Regions from separate parts of the Homo sapiens genome. Here regions 2 and 3 are each linked to region 1. A link is a loop called in an ENCODE intact Hi-C map of the cell type or tissue named here. Cell type or tissue: endothelial cell of umbilical vein. All regions are shown on one strand. Region 1 overlaps NPAS3 (neuronal PAS domain protein 3). Region 2 overlaps NPAS3 (neuronal PAS domain protein 3). Region 3 overlaps NPAS3 (neuronal PAS domain protein 3).

The links. Peaks named below come from ENCODE experiments on the same cell type or tissue, not always from the same donor. Only the 100,000 strongest peaks of a DNase experiment are listed, where the experiment ranks them.
Region 2: a loop joins it to region 1, with 7 times the contacts of the local background. A loop is called at or near these places in 3 of 110 quality-filtered maps.
Region 3: it touches region 1 in a loop (5-fold over the local background); 2 of 110 quality-filtered maps call a loop at or near these places.

What each region holds. Positions count from the first base shown.
Region 1 is chr14:33,561,709-33,569,708 of GRCh38, reverse strand. All of the region lies in intron 5 of NPAS3 (neuronal PAS domain protein 3), which reads right to left. Among named protein-coding and RNA genes, the nearest start is that of SNORA89, 140 kb to the left of the region's middle. RefSeq lists an enhancer at 4,644-5,173. In endothelial cell of umbilical vein, no CTCF peak of the experiment used is centred here; DNase peaks (open chromatin) are centred at 578, 1,798 and 4,748; H3K27ac peaks cover 6,121 bases.
Region 2 is chr14:33,650,837-33,658,836 of GRCh38, reverse strand. The region is part of intron 5 of NPAS3 (neuronal PAS domain protein 3); the gene reads right to left. Among named protein-coding and RNA genes, the nearest start is that of SNORA89, 54 kb to the left of the region's middle. In endothelial cell of umbilical vein, no CTCF peak of the experiment used is centred here; DNase peaks (open chromatin) are centred at 1,166 and 3,246; H3K27ac peaks cover 2,445 bases.
Region 3 is chr14:33,764,114-33,772,113 of GRCh38, reverse strand. All of the region lies in intron 7 of NPAS3 (neuronal PAS domain protein 3), which reads right to left. Among named protein-coding and RNA genes, the nearest start is that of SNORA89, 59 kb to the right of the region's middle. In endothelial cell of umbilical vein, no CTCF peak of the experiment used is centred here; DNase peaks (open chromatin) are centred at 3,763 and 6,573; H3K27ac peaks cover 1,139 bases.

The DNA of each region.
Region 1 (8,000 bases):
ATAAAACTCAGAGGTTCAGGAAACCATCCTCTATCTGCATGTTCCTTAAAGCCTTAGCGCGTTCCTAGTGAAGAACCAATTTTTTTTTTTGTTTCCATGGCAAAGCAGTGCTAAACAGGATTACCTGGGGTCCTAAAACAATGTTTCTATTGGCGAGAGAAGGCCAAGAGGGAAGGGGTTTCTTAATATAAAGCTTGCTTCTCCAAAACCTAGATGAAAATCTAAACAGCATCTGTAATTCTTTACCTGATACCCAGATGCATATTACTGACATACTTCCTAGGTTCACCAAAACCCACACATGGCCCACAGGTATCTGTGTTACCTCTGCCAAGGGCCTTGAACTGCCTTGAAAACATCCAATCTAGGCCATATTTTTTCCTTCCCAGGGAAAATTTCTTTCTGCATACATTCTCTTGCTCTCAAAAAGTTTGCATAGTTATTGAAAGTAATAGATTTAATCTGCCAGCACATTAAAAATTAACAGCATCAGAGAAAGTTTTTGTCTTATTATTGAATGTGGTGAATTTGCAGCTGTAGGAGCCTGAAAGGAGGAGACGCCCAGAGGAAAACCTGGTGTGCTGCTTTAGTGAGTCATTTTGGAAATTATTTATATCTGTAGATAAAAATGCAGTAGGCACGAAAGCCATATCAGAAAGAAACAAATTGTATGCATTTATAAACATATATAGGCATGTGAATAAACACATATTCACACAAAAATGCATCAAAAGATACTTTAAATAATTCAACTGCTATCAGTCTCTTTAACAATGATGATTTTAAGAAAAAGAGATTATATCTTTGGACTGTCATTCCAAAGAAGGGAGTGAGGATGAAAGATAAAAAGCCATAGGGCATTTGTTGTCTAAAACTGACATCAATTTTCAGGTTACCAGCCTAGTTCTAGAACTTATGCAAAAATCTAAAGTCAATTTCCTTATTACAGTCCTACTGAAATTATCACTGAAATTGTTGCCATGTTACTTCTGTCATGAAACCTTATCTTCTTATGTAAGAGCTAAAACCCAATATAGATTGAATGTGTGTGTATAGAAATGAAATTTGGATTTCACATGAATTTAATGATTTTAGACCTCCTTCCCAGAAGGTCAAGTTATTTCTTTTTCTTCATATGAGCAGTTTGCATTCACTCATCATTCTTATAGGGTCCAAGCTAACTGAGAAAGGATAGCTGGCTTTAGTGTAGAGGTATTATTTTGCATATATTGCCCATATAAGCACCGCATTATGGACAGAAATTATCTTTACTTTCTAACTTTGCATAATAAAATAAGCCATTAAATTAATACCATATAGAAAATACTGCTTGTCAGGCAAAGAAATGCATATTGCTTTCCAGAAAACCAGGGACATTATATTGCCAACGCCTGCATGAATAATACATGGGTTAATTCAGAAAAACACCGTTTCATTATTTAAATATGAATAAATTACAGACTTAGAATGATGACTAAATTTTCTTAATCTTACTTTTGCTCAGTGCTCTACTTCAAAATGAATCTGAAAATACTGTTTAATCCACACAAATAAAATGAACTAGCTCCTTACAAAGTATTTTTTTTCTGACTTTAGATCTCTTCAACTATAAAATGAAGAATACTCCATCTTCCTTTTTTTGTCTTGCTCACTTTAAGTCCAGAAATTAAGAAGCAATGTAGGTTTTCGATTCATACATTTGAAAATGGTAAGCTTATCTTGAATTATCCTGAGATTCTATGATTCAGTCTAACAAGAACAGCTCGCTGTGCACAAACTTCCTGTGTTTTAGCCTCACTGTCTGGAAAAATATGTTCAAAGGAACAAATAAGAATAACATGATTCTCACGTATGATGACGCACATTTCTTTCATTCTCTTTCACAGATAGTGGTCTACTCTGAAGACCTGTTAAAAATCAGTCCCATTTGGGCACTGATGAAAGCATGAGGAGAGAAAGAAATGCACCTGTAATAAGAAATTAATTTGGAGTTAAAATAAGTAAAACATCCCCACGCAGTGCATTCAGGCTAAGCATAGAGTGACAGCCAGCAGATTATTCTACCGATTTCTAATGCTGGAAATTCGGATGGCATTTACTAGCATAACCTTTCAACTCTGAGCACATCAATAGAGGCCGACAGTGGCTTGAAATATGATTCCTTGCAGATAGCATATCCTCATTCATCTGACTGTGCTGCTCTGTGCTCCATTGCACAAACAGCGTCTCACCCACTTCTGAGAGGACACTAATAAAAAAGGCATCAATTTTCAGCTCTAGTACTACTGTGATCTCTTTATATGTTCGACATCCAACATTAAATTAAAATGCTGTTATAAATCCTACTTTCTGAATCTGGAATGAGTGTTGGGTTTTTGTCGCATGAGACTGCAGCAAATCTTGTCAAAAGCAAGGAAGCACGTCTTGTTCACTCAGAATTAATGTTGTGGATGAAAGAAGGAGGTAAAAGGGGTTGAATATGGTGAACTGAGGGTGTCAGAGGCAGTGGGGACTGAAGCTTCAGGGTGCCACACCAGGCAGGGTATTTGCTGCTTTCAAGAAGTGGCTAATCAAGAATTGTAATTATCAACGACAAGCTGTGTGGCAGGAAGATTACTGATCAACAGACATACACATCCACACATCCATACATATCAACAGAAAAATTCTAGGCGTAAAAAAATTGTCGATTATTACCCTGTGGAAGAAAAATACTTTCCAAACACCAACGGTCCTGAAGAAGCCCTGTGGATTCTATCAAATCTCTGCAAAGAGGCTGCCACTGGGATTCAAAGCCAAATAGCACAGGTGACATGTTTTCTGGGCCTTATGTCATTGTTACATAATTTTAAGGTTATAAGAGAAATACCTTAAATCACTGGATTGCAAGAGAATAATATTGTTAGATACTGACATGTATGACTTAAGACAGTTTCAGAAGGGTTCTATGTAAAGATGACAGGGGAGGGAGGAAAATAAAACACCCTGCAACTACAGAGAAGAAAGAAACTGGTAAGGTTTTTCCACTCTGCTCAAGGTGGCGATGCATTATAGGAGAACATTAGGGATTTTTTCTACTCTTTCTGATGAAAAGATCCCTGCCAATATAGATGATCACCTAAGAACTATGAACTAAAAGGCATTAGGAGCTTCAACAAAGATACAGAGCACAGAGCTGTATTCTTCTGCCTGGCTCGTTCATAATTATGGATGAAATAAAGAGGCGTGTTTGCCTATTTGGAAGGGTGGGGTGGAAGGAAAAGGGGGGAAGAACGAGCAGTTCAATATCTGGATCGAACAGAGGAACTTTTTCCCCCAAGGATCCTGCCGGGAGGAACCTTGACATGCACAAAGTCAGAACGTAGACAAAGTTGCCCTGGTGAGAACGATAAGGTCACCCGTGGGATTGCTGAGATTATCTCTGTCAAGCACTCGGACAGCATGCAGTCAAATGATGCATCATGCAGTCATTTTCGGGGGGGAAAAATCAATTTCTTCACCAGGTCGCTATTTGCTTTTCAAAGTGCCCTTGTAGGCCTTCACCACCAAGCATTTATCAATTTAAATGTTGTAAATTGATAATGTGCCACTGTGCCTTGTACTGTTTCTGAATTATTTTGATACTTATATTTTCTCAATAGTCTCCAAACCCTCAGAGCTTCCACATTCAAAAGGGCATTTTTCTTTGTTACACCCAGAAGTGATGAACTTTTCATGATTAGTGTACAGGAGACAAATGTAGACTTGCTGGTTGGGGTGGCAGGGGGGTGGTCACAAGCTGCAGAAAATTATATATTTTTCTGCTTTTTTTTAAAAAAATTAAGGTATGTCTACTTGAAACGTTTTGAAAAGGGGGGCCATAAAGCAGTATTTGCATTCATTTATTAAAAGAACTCCAGTTATCCTAGCATTGAATACATTTAGAACACCAACTGCAAAAATGCTAACACTTGGCTCCATCATTGTAATCCCTCTGCTGTGTTGAAATAATACCTTTTTTGTCTTTATATTCCAGCTCTTTAGGATGTCATGATGCCAAACAAGAATAATAACTTACAAGGAAAGCTAATGTCTTCTTTTTTTTTTCAACCCCACTAAAGAAATATATATATCTTCTACAAGCAGGGAAGTAAGAGTATTAGCCACATACTAACCTCAACTTGATTTGCATTGAAAAACACAGAATGGAAGAGTGAGCCTTGCACTTTGGAAAAGCAAAAGAAAGACATGGCGGTTGCAAAGCATCTTTAACCTCCAGTGATTTATTGGCCCTCGGCCAAGTTATCAGGGGAATCTAATTCTTCTTTATTATTCAAATAAACCACATTTGGCACCATGGTTCCCTTTCAGAATAGCTTCACAAATAGACTGAGCTCTGTCATTTATTTGACCTTGTACTTGTGTGCTGTAGCTGTAATTTTATTTGCCATTTTATATAACAAATGCAGAGAAATCTAAAATATGGAGATGAACAACAGGATAAGGAAAGGAGTTTATGGCAAATATATCTGCATGGCTTAAAAAAAATACCAAATTTAAAACAACCACTTACCCCCTTTCACCTTCACCTCTATTAACTCTTATTATAATCTGCAGCCACCCTGCCCTTTTCAGCAAGCTGCCTTGAATCAAGCCAATTTGTAACCTTGTCTGCAGCTACCTTCTGGCTGGCTTACAATAGTCAGGAAATACCTTATATAAGGGTGAGGACTTGGTGAGAAAAAGGGAAGTGACTCATTATGTGCAGGAGGGGACTGGAGGCAGTGGGGGGTGATTAGAACACATTTCAAGAGAGGTTTTAGCTGGCACGTAGGGTATTTTCTAATGGTATCACCCCATACAAATGTGTAAATTTCCTGGCTTGCTCTAGATCTCATTTTTGTTGTAAACAGGACCCTATATTAACTTGAATGCACTTTGCTGGGATAGGTGTGCATCAGAATTATCCTGTCTCACCTCACTTTCCAGAAAAAATGTTTTCAGAGGATGTGAGTCCAATTGTATTCTCTGGTTAACTGAGTCTCTCATGTCCTCTGCCTCTGGCAACGATAATGTGAATTTCTCATGAGGGCTTAGAAGAAAATGCAGGATGTGAGTATGGGTGAAGGAAAGCCAGTTTGAAACCCTGTAAACCACCAAACTAGCCAATGCTATTGTGAGGCCTGGATGCGGGAACAGAACATCGCTCTCCGATGGTCTTCCGCACAGCTATGGCTGGCGGGGAATGGGCTTCTGCCTGCTTATGAGATTTGTAATTTGGGTCTTTGTGTTTGCTGTGTAGATCACGACAGCCTTGCTGTGAATATGGACTCCAGTGGAAGCAAATCAATGTCATAATCTACAGGTTAGCTCTTCCAAAATCCTACGTGAGATTTTCAGATTTCAGTCCCAGAAAAACTTTGCCTTCCTTAAGAAACAATGGTTTTTCATTTTTGATGGTTTACTGGATTTCCCTTTTTGCTTTGGTTACCATGAAGCTCATGGTTACATCTGAAACTTTAATAAAGACCATTTATAATAAATGGTCTTTTTATGAGCCTCTTTGTTGTGTTTTCCTACTATGTGGTAACAGTTTACCTACTTTTGCTTATCTCCTTTTCCTTATTCCCTAGTTCTATTTTGACATTATTTTTATCATATGTGTTTATGTAAGCTATTTGAAATCCTTTGTGGAAAGAGGAGAGTATAAGCCAACAAATAAATATTTCTCTAAGCTTTAAATCCTGTATCAACTAGAAATACTTTTTATTTATCATGTAAAGTCTCTTTTGGATTCTTTGGCGATTAAGCCCCTTACATTTTGGAAGAGATTTCATAAACGCTGGCTATATATCATTGCTACATTTTCAGTGTTAGGGAACCCATTCTGTTTTCTTAATTCATTTTCACTTCTGCCTGTTCCATTATAGCTAGAAAGCAGAGCTGTCATGAACAGCTCTGAATGCCATCATCAGGTATAACAAGTTATTCAGTCTCTATGCAAGCCAAACTCAGCATCAGTATGTGGGAATCTTCCTTTAAGATAAGGCCTCTTGGTGAGTAACTGGGCATCATTTTTACACAGGAAAGCAAGTCAACAGTGCATACTTCTATAACCTGAAACCAGTTCTTGGATGTTGTTAGGTTAAATATATACATCTCTCCTCTCTCTCTCTCTCTCTCTCTCTCTCTGTGTGTGTGTGTGTGTGTGTATGTATGTGTATCTGGCAAAGTCAAGAGGACTGTTGAGGAGCTTCAGAAATCATCATCATTCACTCATTCCCATAATTACAACAAGATGAGAATACTTTAAAGAGAATACCTGGCATGCACATGCCCTGGACACCAGGAGCTGTCCCACCCAAGGGAGAGTCAAAGAGAAAATCCGCTCTGGCTGTCTCTATCCCCATGCTACACAACAGAGCTCAGTAGAAGTTTCCCTATCTTGTTTTCTTGTGAGCCAAAAAAGAATCCTAATTCTATCCTGAGCATAAGCTGTTTTAAAGCCACCACATTTATGTACACATTGAAAGAAAATAAAACTGAGGAAGGGATATCTTGAGAGTTAGCAATACAGACATAGCTATGCTCTGTAACAAACTGACATGCTCACAGTCCTCCTGAACAATTTCACTGGACAAGTCTTTGATGACAGAGTTACACATTGTCTTTATTTAACAAAACTATTTGGAAAGGAAAGGAGGGTCCATAACTTTACAGATTCCTTATCACTGTCTAGAATTTGATAGAATAACCACTTAGCCAAAGTTGTAGCATACAAGCAGAGCATTTGGTTTGCATTTGATTAAGGGTGTGTGTGTGTGTGTGTGCTCATAAAAGAACAAATGCTTAATTTACTTAGAGTATATTTACTTTGTATATCACCCCACAACCCCTAAAACTGAAAAAGGGCATTGATGAAACTTGGAAAGAGTTGTATCTTGGGGACCTCTATTTCTCTATTAGGACTCAAACTGGGTTGAAAACTCTTTTCCAGAGTTTTAGCATAGATTTTTTGTTTTTCCCTCATGCTTTGGGCTTTTAAAAATATATCATGTTCTTATCAGATTCTTTTCATATTAATGCAGAACTATACTTAAGCTTTAGTTTTGAACTCTAAATACATAAACTGGTATACGCAAAAATCACTTTTAAATACATAAATTGGTATATGCAAAAATCACTTTCTACTGATTGACCCCTCATCAATTCAGTTGTATAGTGCTGCCAAATGAAGGCCCATGTCTCCTATCTCATAGCCTCTACCTGCATATTTGACAGTTTCTGCCAACACTGAACACATCCACCACAGGAGAAGAAGGCAATGGCACATTTTGGCCAGGGTCTGCCCCTGGATAAGTCAAGATGCCGACTACTGGTACGTGCTTTAAAACCCATTATATATAAAAGCAAGGACTGACTGCACAAAAATTGCCAGATACTGTACCATGTCTACACAGTTGCTTTATTTCACAGAAGCGTCAATTATTTGTCTCAGATTTTACTTAATGATACAGTAGAAAAGCAGCTAAATAAAATACTTTTAAGGAGAAACCAGCATAGGGTTAAAGCCAAATTTTTCTTGAACAGATGATATTTCAGATGGCCGCACTATTCCAGATGCATCAATTTCCTTGAAAATCCGATCCATATATGTGCATATGCTGTGCTGGCAGGAGGACTGACTGAAATGGCCAAAACCCAAGAGCTAATATTCTTTTGGCCAGAATAATGCAATTATTATTTTCCTAGCTATCAGTCTAAGCATACAGAGCCATCTGTTATGCAAAGCAAACATACACATCTCAATTACAGAAAATGCAGTTGCCTTGACAGAATTTGGATTACACCACTAAGCAGGGCTGTAAAATGTGTTTTGAGCTAGTATATAATGGATGCTTTTCAGGAGTTCCCTAATTAGCATTTACCTGCTTAAACTAATTATTCACCCTTCTTCTTTACTGGCTTATTAAACTTTGCTGGATACCCTGCATGAAACATGAATATGTGCATTGCAGAAC
Region 2 (8,000 bases), 89 kb before region 1:
TTGATTCAGGAGCATTATTAATACACTATTAGTGGGGGATGAAGATGGGTCTCATGCTGAACCAAAAGACAGCTGCCTTTGATCCACAGGGATCACAGAGTCTTTGCATCTCTAATGAACAGTGTGGTTTCCTTCCCCATCCTCCCCCTGACATTGCAAGTCATTTGAGGAAATTATAGATGACATGAGCCTACCTATGGGCTCCAGGTTAAGGAGTCCCTGGGATACCTCTGAGGCCTCTCTCTCTCACTTTCCAACTAGAGCAGCTCTATACTGGTGTGTTTTATTTGGTTTTGGTCATTCCCAAAGGTTTAGCTTAAAGAACGTGTTTTATTGATGGAAGTAGAGGGAGAACCACTGTGTTAGACTTGCTGGTATACTGCATTACCTCGGGGGATATGTGAAATCAGTTTTCAAAACAGAAGAAAAAGATAGAAACAGACCAACTAAGTTAAGGTGACACTATTAATATAAAAAGTCATAATATAAACTACTGGCTTAAATGTTAGCCTGGGAAACAAAAGTCTGTTCTTGTTTCTCCTCTATCTGTCTTCACCACTGATTCTTGAAATGAGGCTGGATAAGTCACTGTACCTTTTCTGTCTCTCCAGTTTTTAACTTGTTGTCTTGAAGAGGCAATCTTTGCTTCCTCTGATGAGGAGAATGAATTAGGAAACATCTATAAAGTCTTCTAAGCACATAAACAGTTCCCCTCAATTTCTACAGTGTCTACTTATTATAAGAGTGGCAGCCACAAAGGTGAAAGAAACCATAGCAGAAAGAGCTTGGGCAAGGCTTGCTGCCCTTTCGGGCTGAGAGGCGGGAAAGGAGTGTGGCTGGCATCCCAGAAAATCGACACCTAAGATTTGTAGGAGCTTCGAGGAGCGTGCGCTTGGAGTAAGTGGCGATATTTACTTGGAAGAGTTGGCATTTCTATCGCTTCCTGCAGTCAATTTGACATCCCTCACCTAGAACTAGATGTTATCCACTGACTGCAACGCACCCCACTCCCACTGCAAGAGTAACACAATTATCTTTTTTTTTTTTACATAATCTGCATAATTAATGCCTGTGTATTTGAACAATTTTATGTGAAAAATAAATCCATGAGGACTACTCCTGCCAAGGGCAGCCAGCATAGTGTTGAGTCACCAGCAACCGGGTCTAGGGAAGTATTAATAGTAAAGTGGAAAGAGAGCCTGACTCCCGCTTCCTCTTCCCCTCTTTATTAAAGCAATCTCACACATGCTGTAGGAAAACTTTCTCTAATCAATTTTCATCTGTCCTTTTTCCTTCAGTATCAAAAATGTCATAGTTGGAGAGGAAATGGAAATGACTTCTTCCAGGAACTTAAGAAACTACACTTTCTACTTAGTTAACTGTATACTCATATTAAAGTCTTTTCTAGAATTCAGGCTTCTTTATGTCTGGGATGATATCCTATTCATCATTATAGTTCCCAAGACACCTAGCACTGTGCTCAATAAATGCTTGTTGGTTTGATTAAACTGATGACCTTAGAAGGCTTTTCTGTATGTGGCCTCTCTCCTCTCTGGGACCCTGTGTTGTTATCATTTGTATGTCAGACTAAAGACCTGAGATTCAGAACTTTAGGGGCTTGTTACAGTCTCACAGCTGCATCAGATGCACAATCAAGGCTATAAATCAGTCTGTTTCTATGAATTTGACTTTTGTAGCTTTCACATAGAAGTATTTGTCTTTCTGTGTCTGCTGTTATTTCACTTAGCGCGATGTCCTCCATGTTCATTGGCATTACAAATGGCAGGATCTACCTTTTTAAGGGCAAATAATATTCCTCTGTGTGTGTGTTTCATTATCCATTCATCTACTGATGAACCCTTAGGTTGATTCCGTATCTTGGCTACTGTGAATAAGGCTGCAATGAACACGAAAGGGCAGATATCTCTTTGACATACTAATTTCATTTTCTTTGGATAATGGGTGAGGAAGTGAAGGAAATGGGAGATTTTGGTTAGGGTGTACAAAGTTTTAGATACACAGAATAAGTTCTAGAGATCTAATGTACAGCATGGAGACTACAGTTAATAATACTGTATTGTATATTTAAAATTTGCAAAGAGTAGATCTTAAGTGCTCTCACCACCAAAGAAAGGTAACTGTGAAAAGAGATGTAAACTCTAGCTGGACTAGAGTAACCTCAGTTCACTAAGTTCATTATGAATATGTATATCAAAACATCATGCTATACACCTCAAATACACACAATTTCAATTAAAAAATTTTAAAAAGAAGAAATCAGTCTGTGTCACATTCCAGTGATCTTTGTTTCAGACATTGCTTTGGTTGAAGGAAGGGTGCATTTTGACCTTGGAGTTGAAAAGGCCAGAGTTGGAATCTCAGCTCTCCTACTTTCTAACTGTAAGCCTCCATCTTCTCATCTGTAAAATGAGACTTTTACAACTTACTCTTGGGTTGTTGAGAGAATTAAATAAGATGAATAATGTGACTGGCATATGTTAGGCAGCTAATAACTGGCAGCTGTAATAATAAGAACAACAACAATCATTACCCACGTGGACTCCTTGCCCTGAATTACAATTGATAAGAGAAACCAATACATGCCACACAGTTAGCACAGTACTTAATTGTGCCAATCATTAAGAAAGTCCCCAAACTACTAGTCTTCTGTTTGCAGTGTACCTCAAACACAATGCTTTTCAAGTAGGTCTAGTTGTGGAAAGTCTGACTGAACAGAAATTCGATACTAAACTTATTTTTTGCTTCAGTAGCACAGCAGTAGGAATAGAGACAAGAGAGGCATCTGGTAATGCGGTGGGGCACAACCACCAAGTGAGAAAACTGGTGGCCTCAGAATGTCCCTATTTAGACTATGGCCTCAAGAGTTATTCCCATAATTTATTTCTGCTCAGAGTGAAGGAAAAGAGGATGTTTGTTTGCAAATAGATAGAAAACTTGATGCAAACGGTATGACTTTTACCCAACTTTGTGGTTTTTTGAGACTATGGGATGAAATATTGAGATTTACTACCTTGAAGAGATATGAGGGGGTACAAGTTCTTGCAGTCTTGTACTCTTCAAAAAGGCCACTACAGGAGAAACGAAACAAAACAAAAAACCCAAAACAACAACAAGGCGAAAGCAAACAACAATGAAGAAAACTAAATGGAAAAGGATTCTTTGGGCTTCCTGAGTCATCCACTTCCTTTTTCCAAGCTGAGTTAATATCCCTAGTGCTACGTGCATTTGTAAAATTTCCGGTAATGTAAACACTGTTCTCTCTCACCCATTCTCTTACAGTCATATATTTTGTTTTTCATATATTCAGGCAAGAATAGTAGAAAAGTGCTGTTAAGTTTTTATATGAATTGCCTTCTGCCAGTTAGCTGGATGTACATTGCCCTGTTGTGTTAAAAGATTTCACAAAGCCACATGCATGCTTGGATTTATCTGGGAAAAGCAAAAGAGTTCACTTGCTGTTAAAAAAAAAAAAAAAAAAAAAAAAGAGCCAAAGGTATATAGAGAAAAAGTTGGGCTAGTTTTTATTTAATACTTTTGTCAGCTTGAGCTGGTCACAGGGTGTATTTGGGAAAATGCAGACACATGCCTGAGGGCTATGCAGGTAGTTAGGAGAACTGGGTTCTAGTCTCAGCTTTGAGATTACCTCCCTGTGTTGATTAGGTGGGTATTATTCCCTCCAGGTTCATGTATAAAAGGAAGGGGCTGAACTGAAAAGATCTATCTACTCTGCTTCTTTGAACTTTATCTTCCTCATCCGTACAGTGGAGGCAGTTACATCCACCTTGCAGGGTGTTCTGAAGATTGAATGAGATCGTGTGTGTAAATCACCTATAGCAGTGTCCAGCAGGGTATATGTATTCAGAAAGTTCTAGCCTTCCTCCTTTCTCCCATTTTAAGTTTCCTCCAATTTAGAACACTTTGTAATCAGGAACACGTGGTGATCTTCATGAGCAGTGTCATCAAATAAAACTATGATTGCAATAGATACACCTGGCATCCACTCCCTGTGAGTGACTTGACTCGGGATTTTTTGAAGTGAGGGTCAAACTGCAGCTCACCTTTCCAGTGTTGAAAGAAGCCCCATAGAAATCACTTGGGATATAAATATTTATGCACCAACAGTTGGCTAGTCAGCAGCATGGTGTGGTCTATACATGCTTTGAAGGCAGATGGTTTATAATTTTTAAACTTAACAATAAAGACAAAGGTAATGTCTAAAGAGGTTAAATGCCCTTTTATTATTTGGAATGCGTCTTTACTTAGAGCTGCAGAGCCTAAATTTTTGGGAATTTTTCTTTAAAAAAATCTAATCGTCACTTTTTTTCACCACTGGAAAAGGTTAGGACATAAAATATCTACCTGGTGGTCCCAGCAGGTGAACCGAAACTTGTCTAAAATGGAAAGACTTTGTTAACACTGGCAAATCAGAACCAGTGCAGCAGAATTAATACAATTTCAATTCTTCTTTGTGTCTGCAATGGCTTCCTATTATCCTGATAAGTGGGCAGCCATTTCACTTCTTTTATTGATATAGCTGTGAAAAAGAATTAGATTTCAACACTTATGTAACTGAGATTAATTGATTGATTAGATTATTAATTAAATATTCCATTAAATTTTCTTTTGAAAAAAAAAAATGGCACAGGATTGTGGATTCCCTAAGGTTTTGTTCCTAACCCATGGAAGAATAAACAAGGAAATGCATAACTAAACATTGTATCTTATCTTTTGAAAGATAATTAAGCAAGCAGATGCATTACTATGTAGAAAATTTACTCACTGCTGGCTGTCTTATAAGACTGCCTTTATCCAGCATCTCTACATCCCAGTTCAAGGTGGGGAGACTTTCTCTTTTGTGAACAAACCACAGAAATCAGTGAGTTACGAGGAAAATCATTTGGGGACCACACCTTTAGGCACATCTATTTCTACACAATAACGGGCCTGTTTTAGTTAGGAATAAAATGGTTTACCTAAAACTTCCAATCATGCAGTGTTTCAGGGATCTGTAGAAAAATAAAAACAGCAAGTGGCCTTTCAGGTAACCCATAATTAAAAGCAATTTTGAGCTGTCTTTTCAGGGAACCTACCCAAGGGAAGTATTTGCTACCTGTTTGACCTTCACGATTGTGAGTCCTTGGCAGTGTCAACGACCCTCTGAACTGAATTCAAAACTAATCTCTGACAGAAAGAGAGAAACAGAATTCATGCAAATCATATTAATTCCAACATTTCCCCAGTGAGCTGGGTATAAACTACAGCCTAATTAAATATTTTTTAACGATGTGAGTAATTTTTGCCAAGGGGCGGATTCAGGGGAAAATTTAATATGAGATCACAAAAGCTGTTCCCAGCGTTGATTCTGTAAATTAATGACTATCTGCCTTATGATAAAAACATGCTGCCAAGAATGAAAATGAAGTCGGCAAAGCTTGCTCTATTTGTCTAACAACCAAATATACAGAATGCAGAACTTTAAAGGCAATGGGAAATTTCCATTGTGTTTCTGTGATATACACAGGATAAAGACGCACCATGCTGACAACCCAAGAGTCAGCTTTAAGGCATTGTCAGCAATACGGGGCCATTTTTAGGTAGCTGTTGGCAAGGTCCAGGGACCTACTTTAAAGCAGCTAGTTAGTTAAAAAATTATATGCAACTTGCTTCCCAAAGAGATTCAAGGTGGCTCACGATAAGAGACATGTACACACAAGTAACAGTGTTAAAGGCAAAATGGAAGGTCAAAAATATGCCAAGGGCAAGTGCTCCATTATTTGGTACAAATGTTGCCAGCATTACAGCTCCATGGATTCCTTCCTCGGACTGACCATTAAAACAGCTTTTCACACCCATCTTGATCCTCAGGGCAGTTCACTTTGGAAACCTAAATTGGATTGCTGTCCAAGGTCACGGGGGTGAGAAATGGGGGTGAATACAGCAAGCAAGGGGATGATGTCAACATAGCCCTGGACAGCTTATTGCATCTAAATCTATAAATGGCAGTGGACAAAAGGTGGCCTGGTAGATAAGACTTTTCTGGTCTGCTTAAGTCCAATTTGAGAATGGAGCTTCCCCTCGTGTTCGGACTCCAGTTTTAGGAAGCAGTTTGACAAAAAAGCAACTCAGCATATGTTACAGAGAACCAAGGCATGGCGCCTGAATCAGAGCCAAGGAAAAGTCCCTCATCTCGTTTTGCTTCGTGAGGGCAACCTACTTTTAACGACTCCTGTAGTTAACACCCAGAAGTTGCCGGCGGTCCCCTGTGACATATGACTTGGGCTCTGCGAGCCCCTGGTCACTAGGCCAGCCCATCACAAGGGTTTTAGGAGCTATATTTATTTAAATTTCTGTCGGTGCCCAGAGATGGAGATTGAATTTACAGTCTTTCAATTAGAAGGTCATCTGTGCTAACTAGTGCACCACTGCCTCATTATAATCATAAAATTAGTGAGAAAAGACTGGCATGAGTAATATGGAAACGCTGGTTTCAAAGGTGAAAAGGTGCTGTTTCCTCAGGTTATAGCAGAGGAGAATGCAACAGCAAGCTCTTAATCAGTAAATATTCCCATTTAGAGCAAAGAGAAGTCCTTGACACCCATTACAACAAAATATAAGGATGCCAAGATAATTTTATGAGAATACATACAAATATTCACAGTGACTCACAGTTTTCATATTTACTTACACATAAATTTTCCTTGCAAATTTAATACAAGTAAAAGTAGCATGAATGTCTCCAAAGCACAGCTTTTGATTTTTAACCGTATTTGTCAAAAATCTCAGCTGATGATTAATAAACAAATCAAAATGAAATAAAAGGCAGGGCTGGGATGTGGAACACCTCATGACTGGTTGTATGGGTAGCAGGCTGCCATGCTAAGCCTTATCATTTTTAAACTTTAACATGTTGTTAATGTTATTAATGGAAACGCTGGGTGCTACTTAATATTTTTGCCCACTAGAAATGTTATTTCTAGGAAAAGAAAAATAAGCCACCAAAAGTGGCCTACTCCAAAATTAAAAGGGAAGGAAACAAACCAAACTAACATGTATTGAGCATTTACGTCTATCAGGTACTTTTATATCAGTTTTTTTCCTCTTCATAATGACCTTATAGAAAGGGGGTATTATTATCCTTAATGTACAAATAGAGGAAACAGAGGTATAGAGAAAAGGTACAAGTCTCCTGACTTTCACCAAGGAATTAGTGACAGAGCTGGACTACAGACCCAGCTCTGACCTCAAAGCTATATACTTGTGGGTTTTTTTAATATATAATTTGTATTCTAATTATCTTATATCAGTTGAGATGGTGCTTATTTAAAATGCATTTCAATTTCCCTAACCTAAAAGAGAGTCTTCAGGGACTTCCTTAATATAAAGCTAAACAACTTAAGGAACTGGATCCAGGGAGAAAAGAATGATTTAACTTTGAAAACTCAGTAAGTACTTATTACCCACCTAGCCTATGAACAGTGATGTCCTATGTATGATCGGGGTACCAGGAAGAAGACAGATCTGTGCTAACTGAAAAGTGGACATACAACCAACTAACTGATGCAGAGTGGCACGTCCCCGTACAAAGGCAGAGTGCAGCACTTTGGCGGGAGAAAGGAAGATGGCACTGCATGGCGCGAAAAAGGCTTCACAGCCTAAGTTGTAGGAGGTGTGATGATTTCTGCACGGGCCTTGTGAACAAAGTCTCAAAGAGGCAGAGAGATGGTTGTTGACCTGTCTTTCTTAGAAGAAGAGGGGATGACCGCAGTCTTTGTCTGGCTCCTTTCTTCCCTTTGTGTTTGATCTGGCTTTTTCCTTTTCTCTTGCCAAGCCTCCCTTCCTTCCTCCCTTGCTTTCCCTCTTCTTGTTCCATGTGGCTGGAATCCTCAGACCTACAATGGGCATCAGAACTGCTTCAAGTCTGTCGGTTCTGGCCTGGGTCCTGCTCCTGCTCCTGCAACAAGGACCCAAGTCCTTTGAGG
Region 3 (8,000 bases), 200 kb before region 1:
TTGGTGTTTTTCAAAAGCCTAATTAGTGACTGACTATTTTAAAGGATCATAAAATTTCACATTTGGAAGAAAATTTGGGAGGGTCTATCTTCGCTCCTTTCCCTTTTTATTTTCAGGTGAAGAAGGAGGCTCCAGAAGGCTCATCCCTGTCCAAAGTCACCTAGCTTGTAAATGGCAAATAGTGCCTGGAACTATGTTTCCATGTCTTGTTTAAGAGTCACTTCAACTTAGTTATACCTGTGTGCATATTCACATTGAATGAAACATTAGAAATAGATACCACATGCCAATTTTTTTTTTTTTGAGATGGAGTCTCGCTCTGTCGCCCAGGCTGGAGTTTAGTGGCGTGATCTCGGCTCACTGCAAGCTCTGCGTCCCAGGTTCACGCCATTCTCCTGCCTCAGCCTCCTGAGTAGCTGGGACCACAGGCCCCGCCACCATGCCCAGCTAATTTTTTTGTATTTTTAGTAGAGACGGGGTTTCACCATGTTAGCCAGGATGGTCTCAATCTCCTGATCTCGTGATCCTCCTGCCTCGGCCTCCCAAAGTGCTGGGATTACAAGCATGAGCCACAGCGCCCAGCCACCAGATGCCAGTTTATTAAGTAAACTGTATATGAACTTTTGAAAAGATTTCATTTATAACTAGAAGCTCAAGTTATTTGAAAAATCTTTGAGAAGTAATATAAACTAAAAAGAAAACAAAGAAAATTACCAAAGCAGTAACTAAATAGTTGTCAAGAAATGTCAAAGAACAATCAGAGGGTGTGTTTGTCTGTCTGTGTGTATGTGTGGGTTTGAGGGAGGGTGGAATTGAAGAGAAGAAAGGGATATCTGTTAGATCCCACAATTTTTAGGTTTAAATTAACATATTTTTTTCCAAATTCATTTCATAATGCCAACAGAGCTTTTTTTCCTCAGGTGACAGGTTATGTTCAAATTTCAGAAACAAGTCTGACAGCATGTATCCAAACATGTAGATCGCTGAATTTTTCATTTTATAGTTGCCTTTAAGGCCTGAGATGTACAGAAAAGAATATTGTCAAGATGGCCTGGGTTCAAATCCTAGCTCTGGCACTTAATAGCCGCACAACTGTGATACTAAGACAATTGAAATGACTTGCTTTGTTTCCAGGTTAGTATATCAAAGATTTAAAACCTAGTACAAAAAAATAAGTGTGTTGCAAAGATTTTTTGTTTTGTTTTGTTTTGAGATGGAGTCTTACTCACTCTGTAGTCCAGGCTGGAGTGCGGTGGTGTGATCTCGGCTCACTGCAACCACCGTCTCCCAGGTTCAAGCAGTTCTCCTGCCTCAGCCTCCCGAGTTGCTGGGATTACAGGCATGCACCACCATGCACAGCTAATTTTTGTATTTTTAGTAGAGACTGGGTTTTACCATGTTGGCCAGGCTGGTCCTGAACTCCTGACCTCAATTGATATGCCCACCTCGGCCTCCCAAAGTGCTGGGATTACTGTGCCTGGCAGTTCTTTTTTTCTGAATAAAGTTAACAAAAGGTATTTTCCTGGTTCTTTAGTTTCTAAGACACATAATCTATGAGGGACCTTGCTAGGTGCCAGGAAGCTGACCAAGGTAAATCAAATGTAAATCTGTCCTCAAAGAGTTTACAGACTGTAAGTTGGGGGAAGACATCTATAATTATTTCTAATATTGCCATAAGAGGGAGATGATTCAGTATCTGATCAAGAAAGGGGGTTTTGATCCTGGTTATGTGACAGAGTCACTTGCGAAGCTTTGTTAACATGTGAATTCCCAGACTCTATCCCCCAGAGTTCTAATTTGATAGGATTGGGTTACAGTCCAGCATTTGTTTGCATTTTAAAGCTTCAGAGGTGATACTAACTACCTGAGAATATCTGGCAAATGGGTTTGCAGTTACACCAGTGGTTCTCAACCATGGCTACACATTGGAATAAACCAGCAAGTCTTGAAAAGTCCCCCTGTCCCGGCTGTACCTGAGACCTGTTAAATCTGGATCTCAGGTGGTGGGGCACTGGCATCAATATTCATAGACATTTTTAAAGTTTTCCAGGCTGGGCATTGTGGCTCACACCTGTAACCCCAGTGCTTTGGGAGCCTCAGGGAGGAGGATTGCTTGAGCCCAGGAGTTCAAGACCAGCTTGGGCAACATAGGGAGACTCCCATCTCTACAAAAAATGAAAAAATTAGCTGGGCATATTGGTTCATGTCTTTGGCCCCAGCTACTTGGAGGCTGAGGTTTGAGGATTGCTTGAACCTAGGAGATGGATGCTGCAGTGAGCCGTGATTCCGCCACTGCACGCCAGCCTGGATGACAGAGCAAGATCTTGTCTCAAAAAAAAAAAAAAAAAAAAAAAAAAGAAAAAAAAAATCCAAGTCTTTCAGGGCTGGTTGGAGGGAATGAAAATGTGTGCAAAGTGCCTAGGTATAATGCCTGATGTGTATTATATGCTCAACAAATACTGTTTGATTAATTAACAAGCATGTTCCATAAGAAAGGTTTGGAATAAGATCTTCAGGAGTTCAGGGTAGGAAGAAAATACTTTCAGCTGAATGGATCCAGGAACATTTCAATTGGTGTCAGCAGGAGAAAAGACAGAGATGGGGCCCAGATGGCAGTACAATCAATGGAAATTGGCAATGGGACCTGAGGAGAAGAGCTGGTATCATAATTTTTGTGCCTGTCCCACAGGACGATGACGACAATAGACTAAATGGTAAATGGTAACCAAATGGTAACCAGTGGAGACAAAGATGATTTCCCTGTGAACAGTTTGTACTTGAGCAGCCTGGGAAGATCCTGGAGAAGGTGTTCAGGGGATAGTCGAAAATAAGAGTTAGGCACTTAAGTGATGATAGTTGAAGGTATAGTTCTGGAAGGTTATTTTTTTTTCTTCCTGGAGGTGATAATTAAAACCAAGAAATTCAATAGAATTGCCAAAGGAGAAAACATACATAAGAGTGCCAAAGGCATTTTTACCCACTTTGAGTAGCTGAAGCCTCAGGCAACTTATGTTTTTGTTTTTTGTTATTCTCTAAATTGAGGTCCTCTTGCTCTAGAATAATTTTGTTTAAAAAATAGCACTTTTCTGAAAGCTCTTAAGCACCCTTTTTCTCCATCCACAATTCCATTCTAACATAAATGCCAGGCTTGCCATACCACCACCAATCCCAGTGCTAACATATCAAAGAATGGATATGGCTTCCTTGTAAAGTTAAGTAGGTGAATGTAAAATGATGGTGAATACAAATATATAAGCCTAGATTCTAATATGTCAAGAGCCATGAAACTATAAAAAGAATCTACTTTAAAATGAAAGGAATATTGGTGGGGGGCGGTAAAAATAACATTGTATTGGGAAACAGAACATCTGTTTTCAGTCCTGGTTCTGGTAACTTTGGCAAGTCTTCTAGCTTGGTGAGGGTAGGATTTCCTCAGATATAAAATGGTGTCAAAGAATCAGGCAATGATGCCTACAATTCTCACTCATCTCTAGGGAGTTCTATAACCAAATGTCTAATGGAGTGGCACTTCCTGTGCTGTAGCATTACCCCACCTCCTCCTTTACAGCCCCATAGTGGGGGCAGGAGTTTCAGAATACAGCTGCAAATTGATAAATTCAGCTTAATAATTCATTAGTAGGGATCTTATAGATCATATTTGAATTGAAATAAGCTTTGGTTCTGGCCAATGCTGGGTAAAAGCTGCCTCAGTGTTCAAAAAGTTCATCTTAATCTGGTCTTAAATCTCATCTACAGACATTCTTCAGAAGAGCTTTCTGAACTAAAAGATTCTTTGCCCCTGAGCTCAGTGTTACATAAGAGCTCGATCCTCATGTTTCCTTTCATTGTTCCTGTTTTATCACAAAAAGCTGTACAAAAATGCTAAAGCTCATATTTTTCTAAACTCCTTACACAGCACTGCCCGGATGCCAGCAACAGTGAAGCAGAATGCACAAGATTACTGAGTTGAAATCCCATCATCTTTGATAAAAATGTCCACATTAGCATTATTTGATCATCCCATAGTGAGGAAATCATTGTTTGACTTTTATTTTTCTTCTCTGCTGCAAGGAGTGACTGTGTGTGATGCTGTTAGATGCATGTCCGCAGAGTTTAGGATGAATGTGGGAGTGTTAACAAGCCACATTATTTGGGCAAATGTATATTTCTGTTCCTGCCATATGCTCCTTTCAGTTTTCTGTTGGTGATACACTCTTAGATGTGCTCCACTAATATCCTCTCATTATAAACAGGCCCATCACAAAGACCTTGATAAAACCTCCCCTCTGTCAATACTTGAGGAAAGAAAGTCCATGACGGAAAAATACATCTGGAAGCTATTCTCCTTTCTTTTAGGAATAAATCTCAGTTCTAGTAATCTAAAATGTTCTCTTTAACAAAAGGAAGTGCCAAGTACTCTGTGCATTATTTCCCACATATAATGTAAAGTATAGAATAGGGCTAGGCGACTAGGGGAACGAAAAAGGCTTCAGGTACGAAAAAAAAAAAAAAAAGACAAGAGTCCCTGGGTTTAGAGCATCTTCAGAGATTTTTCACTTGTCCTTTAAGGGAATCCAAATTTACCTTAAAAATTAAGCTTCCTTCTGGCACTCTGGTCCCTTTTCTTTTTTTTTCCTCTGTAGAAGTCTGGTTTAGCATACAGATCGTCAAATCACTAGCTCAGGTGGGAGAGTCAGCTAATTATTTTTAAGTGACGGGGGCTCTGAGGTGGCCTGAAACCTGCCGAAAGATAAGGGCTTAGCCGGGTCTTCTGAAACTAAACATCTAGCCTACAGCATAACAACTTAATCTGAACCAGCATGAGAATATCAACCTTGTGTAGACTACTTCATGCAAATTTATAGGGAGTGGGGCTTCCAGGATTTAGACCATATTCATAGGCTGGAGAATCTGCCCTAGCAGATCTGCTTCTGTCTCACTCTTGCCACCTAGGTCTTTCCTTGCACAAGGCCTGAAAAAACAAATACCAATAAAAACAAGCCTTAGCTGAAACCAGGGACTCTTCCACAGATGCAAGCGCCATGGAGAAGGCGGCTCATAACTGAAGGAGGAGCCCTTAGACCTTCTGGGAGGCAGAAGCAGAGTAGAATGGCATTTCCTTTCCCTTACAGGATCTCAGATTTTAGTTCTAAAAACTGACTTTACAACTAAAACTATAGGCTTTGTCATAAGCCACAGTGGGAGTTTAGCAACTGTGGATGAGAAAAGGCAGAACAGGGAAAAGCTGACTTCACAAGGTGGAAGTGAGATCCAGGGAGGGGGTGACAATGCAGACCTCCTCCAGGGCCAAGGAGGATGCAACAGGAGAGGTGGTCCTGGAATGCTGTCATCAGCTATGTATGGAGATGGCTATCAACTCAGGAAGTAAGTGGATGGTAGGGGTCTTTTTGGGAGTTCGTCCAACCAAATTCTTGTAAGATCAGGGATATTCAATATTAGACAGAAGTAAGGGAGTAAGATTCAGCACTTAAGGATAGAAGACCAGCAGGAATTAGGTTGTCAGGGTTTCAGGTGGGCTCAACTTAAGGGCAGCTCTGGTGATGGATAAGAGAGCAGGTGAAAGTGGGTTCCAGGGAGAGAATCCCAGCCAAAGTTAGGAACGAAGGCTGGTAGAAACCAGTCCTGTGGCATAAAAAGTCTACAATTACATAAAAAGTGTTAATTATCAGGGACTCCATGATCTTTCACTTGTTTTAAATGGGAATGAGGTGAGCGGGAAGAGTGATGTAATTGGAGCATATAGTTTGATGCTTGGTCTGAATCCTGAAGAGACTAAGGGAAGGTTGGTTCAGGAAATGGACAGATCTGAAGTTATACATAAGGAAGGCACAGGAAAAGGAAAGAAGTCAAGGCCTAACTTATCTCCTCTCCTTGACATACTAAAGTCCTGAAGGAAAACAGACTTCAGGTACACGTATGCATGTGAACATGGGTATTGTTACTCTTACACATGAAGTCAACTCACTTTGTTCAACACCCAAATTATTAAAATGAGTAAATGGGCCTGGCACATGAGGGAAAACCTATTTTGTTCTTTACTTTAATTGGAAAGCTTACAACACCTAATGCTGATGTGAGGGATTTCTTTTAAACAAAAAACCTCTGGGGTTAGTGGTTCTTACATTTGAATGTGCACAGGAATCACGTGGAGAGCTTATTAATAATGTTGGTTCCCAGGTTCCTGCCCCAAAAGTTCAGATTTTCTAAATCGACACAGGGGCCTGGGAATCCGCATAACAGCAAGAACTCCTAGTGCCCTGTATGACAGTGGCTGGCAGGACATACCATCCACCCAGCTGCAGCTTCCTCTCCATCAGGAGAGCAGAATGAATTGAGAGATCTTAATAAAGATGACCCAGGTGCACATCACAGACTGCCTTCTAAATGAGCAAAGAAAGATGAACATATATTTATGATTAAAGCTGTACTTAAAAAAATCCTACTCTGTAGAACATAACTTGTTGCCTTTTGGCTCTTTGAAAATGGAGGATCAGTGCATGAGAAGCAGGAAGCCTTGGCTGATGTGGGATCAGGGCATATTTCCTGTGCACGCTCCTTTATCTCTGAAAAGGTCTGCATTCTCTCAGTGGCCGCACCACAGTGGGCTGCACTGTAGTGCTGTAAGCCTCTGGGGGAGGCTGAGCTCTGCCAATCCCCTCCCCCTAGCCCAGCCGGCCCCTGGCTGAGCTCCTGATTAATTCCGGGGATTCTGAGAGGTTAACCCTTCATTTGATGGCTCCAGTGGGGAGCTGAGAGATTGCTGGTAATTTTTCACTCTTAGTTTTTTTTTTTTTTAATGCAGAAATATTTTCTAAGGGAGCAAATAAAAAATTATTTTTAAAACCACATTTAAAATACATTAGCCACAGCATTCTCTTCTTACATGACTGTATCCTCCAAACAACAATTATTTCCCATCCATCTCTCTTAACAAACTTCACATACGTAGCATAAAAAATATAACTATAATTACAGCTTTAGCTTCTCAAAATGTGCCTGGCCCCCCCATTAGCTTCCTGTTCCCTTTGGAGAAAACAGTCTTTTTCTACTAAAGATAAGATTTTTTATTGGGATAGTTTAACTAAGCTGGAGAGATCTCCTTAATGAGATTATGTAAATGTATGCCAAGGATATAAACCACATTTTCTCAGAGGGTGGAACACTTCAAATATCATTTAATAAAACAGGACCATGGGTAGAAACACCTCGATAAATTGTTAAGGGGCAAAGCAAGAAGGCTGAACTGTATACATCTGATCAAATTTCATTTGATTCAGTTACTTTATTAAAGTCTCCTAGAGAAGGACAGAGGCCCATTGTACTACTGTGGAGGGGAACTTTTTTATTCCTCTATCACTTGATGTAAAGGAGCGGGGTGTCGCCCTTCATAGCCCCCTGAGGCCCCTCATGGCTTAGTGTCACTGTCTTGAGGGTAGAGAGGCAGTTCTTCTCAATATTACACACGGCAATTGTATTTTCCAACAACGTTATATAAAAAAAGACTCAGAACTAGTCCCACGTCAGGCAAGGAAGAAAAACTGCTTCCCTACTCCCCCTACTTAGCACCTCCCCAGGAAGAAGTACTGTACTACATTGATGCATTTTCTTTAGAACCCCCAAGCTCTTATTAGAAAAGAAATTACGTAAATATTTTCTATTTTCTATTCTTGCTTAACGCCTTTGTTGAATGTGTGTTTTACTTAAATGTCCTGAGTTTCCCAACTAGTCTTGTTCTAAGTTAGTACTTAAACTTTGTTTCTCTTTGTTTGTTTCTCTTGAGTTTGCTAGCAGAACTTGGACACAGACACTAAACTGCAATAAATGCAACATATATTCAAAGACAGCCGTGTACCCCTCCGCCGAAGATGGTAGTCCTAGAGAGCATTCTGCTGCTGTGAGAAGATGTTAAGGCAGCCTCACGGAAGGATAGCCTCCCCAGTGCCCCCATTTAACTTCAAGGGCTCTAGGAGAATAAATGA